Linked DNA regions of Mus musculus: all the other regions are linked to region 2. Evidence: chromatin loops called from intact Hi-C (ENCODE). Cell type or tissue: heart. All regions are shown on one strand. Region 1 has its middle 31 kb from the start of Gm31668. Region 2 has its middle 22 kb from the start of Sccpdh. Region 3 overlaps Kif28 (kinesin family member 28).

Region 1 (2,500 bases), 200 kb after region 2:
CTGACACTACTAATCTGGACTGCTGGTATCATGATGAACAGAGATTGGAGTTGCCCCAAAGAACTACTTCTAAACAGGCCCACGTCCCCTTGTCCTGTTTACCATCTTTTCTCCCCTACTTTTGGATGGTGGGCTAGAAGGGGGGGTGCCGGAGAGTTTGAGAACCCCTTATTAAAAGTGGGTTTTGAAAACTCTAAGCCTACAGTTATTAATGCACCGAGCAGGCCAGGCTTCACCATTCTTCTGTTTTGCATATGAAAAATCCACATAGCCTGGAGTAGTGGTGATGCCTTTAATCCCAGGATTCAGGAGGCAGAGGCAGGCAGATCTCTGTAAGTTCGAGGCCAGCCTGGTCCACATAGTGAGTTCTAGAACAGCCAAGATAGCATAGAGAGACCCTACTTGAAAGAAAGAAAGAAAGAAAGAAAGAAAGGAAGGAAGGAAGAAAGAAAGAAAGAAAGAAAGAAAGAAAGAAAGAAAGAAAAGAAAGATAGAAAGAAAATGCCTCAGGGTGTGTATGTGTGTGCGTGTATGCATGTATGTGTATATGTGTTTATATGTATGTGTGTATATATAAATACACACACATATATATGTATAGATATACGATATATACATATATATACATTGGATGTGTGTATGTATACATGTGTATATATGAAAATGTATACACGCTATATAGATCTGTGTGTATGTGATCATGTTAAATTCCTGCCTTCCAAGTGCTGGATTTATAGGTATGAGCCACTATGCCTGACTTTCATTCCAAATATTATTCAGAATTTACTACTATGTCAGATTTAATATGTCAGTGATAGTGGATTTGCAGTTTAGGGGAAATGAGATACGAATTAAATGAGTAGATACAGTCATTAGACTGTGGTACTGGCCTTGAAGATAGTGTGAGAAGTGTTAGTGGATGGCAGAAGGAGCTGAGTTTTGCAGGTCAGGGACTTTCCCTGAGCAGTGATTGATGGGAGCGCTGCTATTTGAAGGGTGAATGGGTTGAAACGGATAGAGAGGAACGGGGAGAAATTCACTCGGTGGACGGAACTGGAAAGAGTGACTTCCTGAAGGTGAGGAAGAGTTTGTGGGTGGGTCTGAGGAGTTGGGTGTTCAATGGGACCTTGGGCATCCATGAACGACTAAGTGGTTTTAAACTGGCTGCCCTGAGCAGGATGGATTGATGGGAGAAAGCTGTTTAGGAAGGAGGAGGAAGGGAGTTCCCATCAGTCGAGAGAGAAGTGGAAAAGGGAAAAGTGGGAGGAATGGCAGGAGGTGTTTTGGCTTAGAAATTGAGGACATGAAAACCTACCGGAAACGGAAGGCTCATAGCCTGCACTTTTCCTTTCTTCCTTTGCATCAAAATGGTCTGTGATTGTCACCTTCCCTCCAACTGCAGCCTCACAAAGTGGGACCTAACTTCAGGGCTGCTCGTCCCGGTGACCCTGCTCCCCAGGCAGACCTGCAGTTCTCAGATCTCCCGGGAGGTGGCAGCAAATGGAAACTAGCCGTTCACTTCCCCATCGCCCAGCCTAGCTTCCCGCCCAGGACTTCTTGGAAAATTCCTCCCCCCAACCCCCCATTCCAGTTTCTCTAAAAAGGTCTTTCTGAGCAGCCTCGGCCGCCTGAGGGTGTGACTTATCCGGGGAATGTTTCCCGGGACAGAGGCCTCGACTGAGTCAGTAATTTTTGTGGCGGGCCCTCCTTTATTTTTGGTTGCGGCCGCTTTACACAGGCTTCCTGCGACAGCGCTGTCCTTTCCCAGCCAAGCTGCCGACCAACAGGGACATTCTTTCTAGACTACCTCAGACCTGAGGGTCAAAGAATGAGACAGGCTGAGCCCAGGTGATTCTGGAGGTGGGGGTAGACCTGGGAACGCGGTTAAAGTCTGAGCCTGCCCAGAGAGGAAGACGGGCTCCAACAGGCTATGGGATAGGCTCACAAGTGTGTAAGCAAAAGGCTGAGATTTATCAAGTAAGGTAAGGGGCAAAGAAGGAGGGTAGGCTAGCTAGCAGGTAAAGAAGTACAGCACGCATGCCATAGCCAAAGGAGCAAACTTCAGAATCCAGGGCCTGCCCTAGCCCCAGGGCTGTTTTTTGTAATTTAGTGTGCAGAGCTGAATCTACTACATGACAACCCTTGGAGGATCTGTCTTTCTTGCCAATCTGACAGGTCTGTCCTTTTCCTCCTCCTCCTGCTTTTGTTTGTTTGTTTGTTTTGTTTTGTTTTGTTTTCAGATCTCATTTGGCCCAGGCTAACCTCAAACTCACTCTAAACGTCATCTTGCCTGCCTCCACCTCCTGAGTACTGGGATTATAGGTATGCACACCTCGCCTGGTTCACTCAGTGTTCGGAATTGAGCCTGGGGAATCTGTGCATCTATCTGCTCAGTTCAGCAAACGTGAGCCGAAGATCTGAGGTGCATAGCTGTGTGTGAGAGTCGGCGCTACATGGCTGTAACAAGGTACCTGACAGAATCCACTTTGAAAAGGAAATC
Region 2 (2,500 bases):
GTCAGATTAATAAGACAGCTCACGGCTCCATCAGTCAGTAGATGTCTCGGGTGTCAGGGGGATACCGTGAAAACATGATTTCTCTTTGCAGCTCTTGAGAGGCGGTAGAATGTTAAAAAGGTAGAACCTTGGGCTGGAGAGCTGGCTCAGCCATTTTTTTTTTTTTTTTTTTTTTTTTTTTTTGTGGCTCTTGCAGAGGACCCAGTTTGGCTCCCACAGGATAGCTCACAGCCATTTGTAATTCATTCCCAGTTACAGGAGCTCTAGAGCCCACCTGGGTACTGCATGCATGTGGTTCATATTAGTACACACAGGCAAAACACTCATATACATAAATGAGATCAACCTGCTTTAGAAAGGTAGCTGGATGGTAGGGGCACACACCTTTAATCCCGGAACTCAGGAGGCAAGGGCAGGCAGATCTCCGAGTTTCCGGACACCTGATTTACAAGAGCGAGTTCCAGGACAACTAGGGATACACAGCAAAAACCTGTCTTAAAAATAAAATAAAATAAAATGTAGAGGTTTGTGGAAGGTCTTAAACCGTGAAGGAGACCCAAGCCCCTAGTTCCTGCTATTCCTCTTGTGACTTCCCAGATGCCTTGGGGTGAACATCATGCTCCCACCATGGTACCCCCTGCTACTGCAGGTCCAGAGCAGCATGGGTATTTGGCTGAAACCCCCCAAACTGTGAACAGCTTTTAAAGTTGCTTTACCTCGGGTACTTGTCGCACTAATGGGAAGCTGACACAGACCACGTCAGCCCTTGTCACCCTGGCACATAACAGTTGCCACGGCTACTGCGCACCACGCCCAACTGTTTGCCCCCAGCGATGCCTCACTATGTCCCAACACCAGTTAGTTGATTAGTGACTCGATAAATATATGGACTTGGGACACACTATCTTGCACTAAACTGAGGTTTCTCAGTCTCATTAGAAGTTTCTGGAAGCTTATTAACAATCATGACCCTTCCTCTTGGGGTTGAGTGACTCATTTTGTTATTTTATGTTTTGAGACAGGGCTTCACTATGTAGCCGTGGCTGTCCTGGAACTTGCTCCATAGACCAGGCTGGCCTCACAGTCAGAGATCTGCCTGCCCCTGCCTCCCAAGTGCTGGGATTAAAGCCGTGTGCCACCACCTCCTGGCTGGGGCTGAGAGGTCTTTCCTGGAGTGGGCTCCAGCTCCATTTCTGGAGGCATCACCCCTGTCTCCTGTCCTCCCATCCCTGACATGGCTATGCTCTTCTCAGGCATCAGCTCTGGATGGTTGGGCTCTCCTAAGGGTTCCTCCGACTCCCTCACTGGTTCAGATGCAGGCGATGAGCCCCCCTCACCACTAGAGGGCAATCTTAAAACACTTGATGAGGCTCAGCCTCCTCCGGGGTTGTTCCCCTAAGGAGAGTTGCTGTATTAGGGGTGTTTAGGTCAGTTCCCTAGCACCAGCTTCCTCCTGCCTTGAGGACAGGCCAGGCCAGCACAGCCTGACCAGGGGGGAACCCTCTCACACCGGTGCTATTTATAACGAATCCCTCTGGGGTCAGTTTCCCTGCCATTCAGCGAGTTACATCTGCCCAGGTCTAGACCTCCATCCTGTGATGTGGCTCAGGAGCCTGTGTTCTCTCAGTCCTTGGATTGCCTTTCACATCTGCTTCCCTTGTGTTCATTAAGGTTTTCTGTATTATTTTCTTAAGCCGATCCCCCCCCCCCCCCCCTGCAACTGTAATCTCCATCACAGGAATGATTCTTCAAATTAAACTTTGTACAAATATGTGGTTTCTTTCTCCTGGTGGAAACAGGTATTTGAGCCTTGAAAAAACAAAAAAACAAAAAAACAAACAAACAAAAAAAAAAAACAGATTTGGCTAACTTGTGTAAACACACTAGAAACAGAGTTCTTTTTTTTTTTTTTTTTTTAATTCTTCTTTACATCACCTGGCTATCTGAGGATAATCTCAATGGGATAGATGAGCCCTGGGCTGGGGATGCAAACGTGTAGAGGTGGCTCTTGGCAGTCCCACTACTGTGCTAGCTGCTCTTCTCACCACACAGCTCCCTCCTGGCAGCAGGTAGCCAGGCCCCTCACACCTCCCTTCACATCTCCCTTCAGGTTCAGTGCTGGCAAAGAGACTACCCTGAGGCACTCAGAACCCTCTCACTCCTGTAAGAAAAGGTATCAGCTCAGGACCCTCAAGACCAAGTTCTAGAGGGGATTTGCTCCAGAGGGACAAAGGCACGAAATAAGAGACAAAGACAAGATAGAGGACAAGGGAAAAAGGAGGAACAAGGGAGAGGGGACGGGGATGTTTGTCCTGGGGACATTAACTGAACCTAGATAGAGACACAGACAGACTCATAGGCAAATGGCAGTTTATAAAGGTAAAGAGAGAAACCCCGTGTTAGGGTGAGGTGACTCATCGCTGGACTTCAATATTTTGATAGCTGGCCCTTGGTAGCCTCAGGAGGAGGAGATGGCCAAATAAGGGACAAGACTTTGGTG
Region 3 (2,500 bases), 90 kb after region 2:
GGGGCGGGGGGGGGGGAGGCACATGCATTACAGAATGACAGGCAGCCAGAGTCCTTGGTGTTAGTAATTCATGAAGTCACTCAGGTATGTGTGTCAGAGCATGGGCTCTCAGGACGGATGTGGCTCAGTGGTAAAGACTGTTTAGTGAGTTCGAGGACCCGGGTTTGATTCTCCGCAGAGGAGGCTGGGGAGGGAGACAGGCAGACAGACAGAAACAGACACACACACACACACACACACAGATAGAGCGACAGAGAGAGACAGAGCGACAGAGAGAGACAGAGAGAGAGCCCGGTACCTGTTCATTGTAGATTTCCAGCATGCTAAACATAACCTGTAGAGAGAGTAATGAGTCAATATTGTCTTGAAGAGACATAACAGGGAAACACTAACATACTCTAGTAAATGTGTCACACTGCATTGTTCTTAATGAATTTTATAAAAAGACACAAAATCGTCTGGGGAGGCACTGCTCAAGCAGGAGGACCTGAGCTTGGATCCCAGAACCCACAAAAAAAGCCAGGGCTGCCGGCGCTCACCTGTAATTGTGGAGGCTGCCGATAGGTGGCGCGCTTGGCTTGCTGCCGGCCAGTCTAGATAAAAACCAGGGAACTCCCCTTCTCAAGGGACCAAGGTGGAGAGTGATGGAGGTCCTCCATCGGGGTCCTCCTCAGGTCTCCACAAGTGTGCACAGAGGCATGTACACCTACCTGTACAGACATGTGTGCACGTACCTTTGTATCACTTACACATGTATATACTCACATAAGAGATCCAAAACAAACAACAACAACAAAACGGACACCATACAGGGACTGTATTCCAGCACTCAGGAGGCTAAGGCAGGAAGACTAATGAGATTGGAAGGAGAGGGGAAGGAGAAGGGAATGAGAGAGGAAGAGGAAGGGGACGGGAGGGGGACGGGAGGGGGAGAGGAGGCGGGTTCTGCCACTCAGTGCTGAGGGAGGGTTTTAGGAAGGGCTTTATAGAAATGACTCATTGCACATAACTAACCCAGGTGATCCAGAAGTTTCTAGAATGGCATCTCACTACCAAACCATAGGTTGGTTCTGTATGTATGGATTCAACCAACAGTTGGTCAAAACAAGTAACAACAACAAAAAAAATACCCCTCCTCTGCACCAAGAGGTGCAGGGTCTTGTCTTCTTGTGTTTTGTCTGATCTCTGCTGCCATCTAGAGCAAGGACTGTGCCTGTGGGTGTTTGCGGACATTTTACTGTCATGTTTTGGAGCTAGTCACACTAGTGATGGCCACCGACTTTCAGTGGATTCAAAGCTTGCTCTGGAGGCACCTGAGCCAGGGACAGTAAGACCCACCCTTGGCACCTGGGTGAACTTCAGAGACTGAGCCCATGTTTATGCCCAAATCAGGGTAGGTCCAAGTCCCAGCACCGTCTATGACATAATACAATATATAAATATTTGCCTATTTTAGGACACACGCATAAACCTGAAAATACAGTCGATGGTGCCTTCCACGTGTGGAAAATGAAAAGGTGAAATTCGGTCTGGAAAGATGGCTCAGCGGTTAAGAGAACTGGCTGCTTTTCTGAAGGTCCTGAGTTCAAATCCCAGCAACCACATGGTGGCTCACAACCACCTGTAATGAGATCTGACGCCCTCTTCTGGTGTGTCTGAAGACAGCTACAATGTACTTACATATAATAGATAAATCTTTGGGCCAGATCGAGTGAGTGGGGCTGGAGAGAGAAGAAAAAGTGTCTGAAGACAGCTACAGTGTACTTACATATAATGAATAAATAAATCTTAAAAAAAAAAAAAGAAAAAGGAGAAGAACAGGTAAAATTCCCAGGAGACGGGAATCTAGAATAACTAAGGCATACCTGGGGTTCTAGATTTTCCTTTTGCTTCTCAATAGCTTGGAAGAGCTCTTCACACACTCTTGGAATAAGACCCTTGTTTGTGCCAAAGCCAATCATGGAGTAGCTTTTTCCAGAGCCCGTCTGGCCATAGGCCAGGAGAGTAGCATTGTAGCCTCGCCAGGCACTGTCTAGAATTCCCCTTCCGATATCATGGAAGACATCGCTCTAGAAACGATACCGTTAAATGTCACCAGTGGCGGTGACTCTCCTGAAAGTTTCCTCAACACACATATGCATTTGTGCATACACTGACACAACACAGCCCCCTCCACAGAACCACAGTTTGTATCCAGGGTGCCACCCAACAACAGTCCATGTGTCAAAGGTTTAGCTTCCAGGTTGGTAGCGTTGGGAGGCTGTGAAAACACCCTAGTCTTTTTCTGTCTTTCATTTTTTCTGTTATGAAATCTATAGTTTCCCCGCCCCCTTCCACACACACCGCTGTAATGTAATGCATTACTTTACCACAGGCTGAAAATGTAATGGCCTACAACACTGAAGTCTTGATTCAAATTGGGTTATCACAGGTGCTTTTTATACAAACAGAAAGCGGCCTAATGATACACTCTAAGAAACAACCCTCCCCTCAAGGCTCA

The links. A loop is a pair of places that touch in the nucleus more often than their neighbours do. Peaks named below come from ENCODE experiments on the same cell type or tissue, not always from the same donor. Only the 100,000 strongest peaks of a DNase experiment are listed, where the experiment ranks them.
Region 1: it touches region 2 in a loop (2.9-fold over the local background); 13 of 42 quality-filtered maps call a loop at or near these places.
Region 3: it touches region 2 in a loop (8-fold over the local background); 30 of 42 quality-filtered maps call a loop at or near these places.

Annotation. Positions count from the first base shown.
Region 1 is chr1:179,846,403-179,848,902 of GRCm38, forward strand. No RefSeq gene overlaps it. Among named protein-coding and RNA genes, the nearest start is that of Gm31668, 31 kb to the right of the region's middle. In heart, a CTCF peak has its summit at 1,469 (motif pointing right); a DNase peak (open chromatin) is centred at 1,549; H3K4me3 peaks cover 963 bases; H3K27ac peaks cover 755 bases.
Region 2 is chr1:179,644,507-179,647,006 of GRCm38, forward strand. No RefSeq gene overlaps it. Among named protein-coding and RNA genes, the nearest start is that of Sccpdh, 22 kb to the right of the region's middle. In heart, no CTCF peak of the experiment used is centred here; a DNase peak (open chromatin) is centred at 1,365.
Region 3 is chr1:179,734,065-179,736,564 of GRCm38, forward strand. Kif28 (kinesin family member 28) reads right to left here. Exons shown (of 23, transcript NM_001370897.1): 3 at 1,866-2,069; 4 at 299-334. Among named protein-coding and RNA genes, the nearest start is that of Kif28, 9.9 kb to the right of the region's middle. In heart, a CTCF peak has its summit at 1,222; a DNase peak (open chromatin) is centred at 627; H3K4me3 peaks cover 535 bases.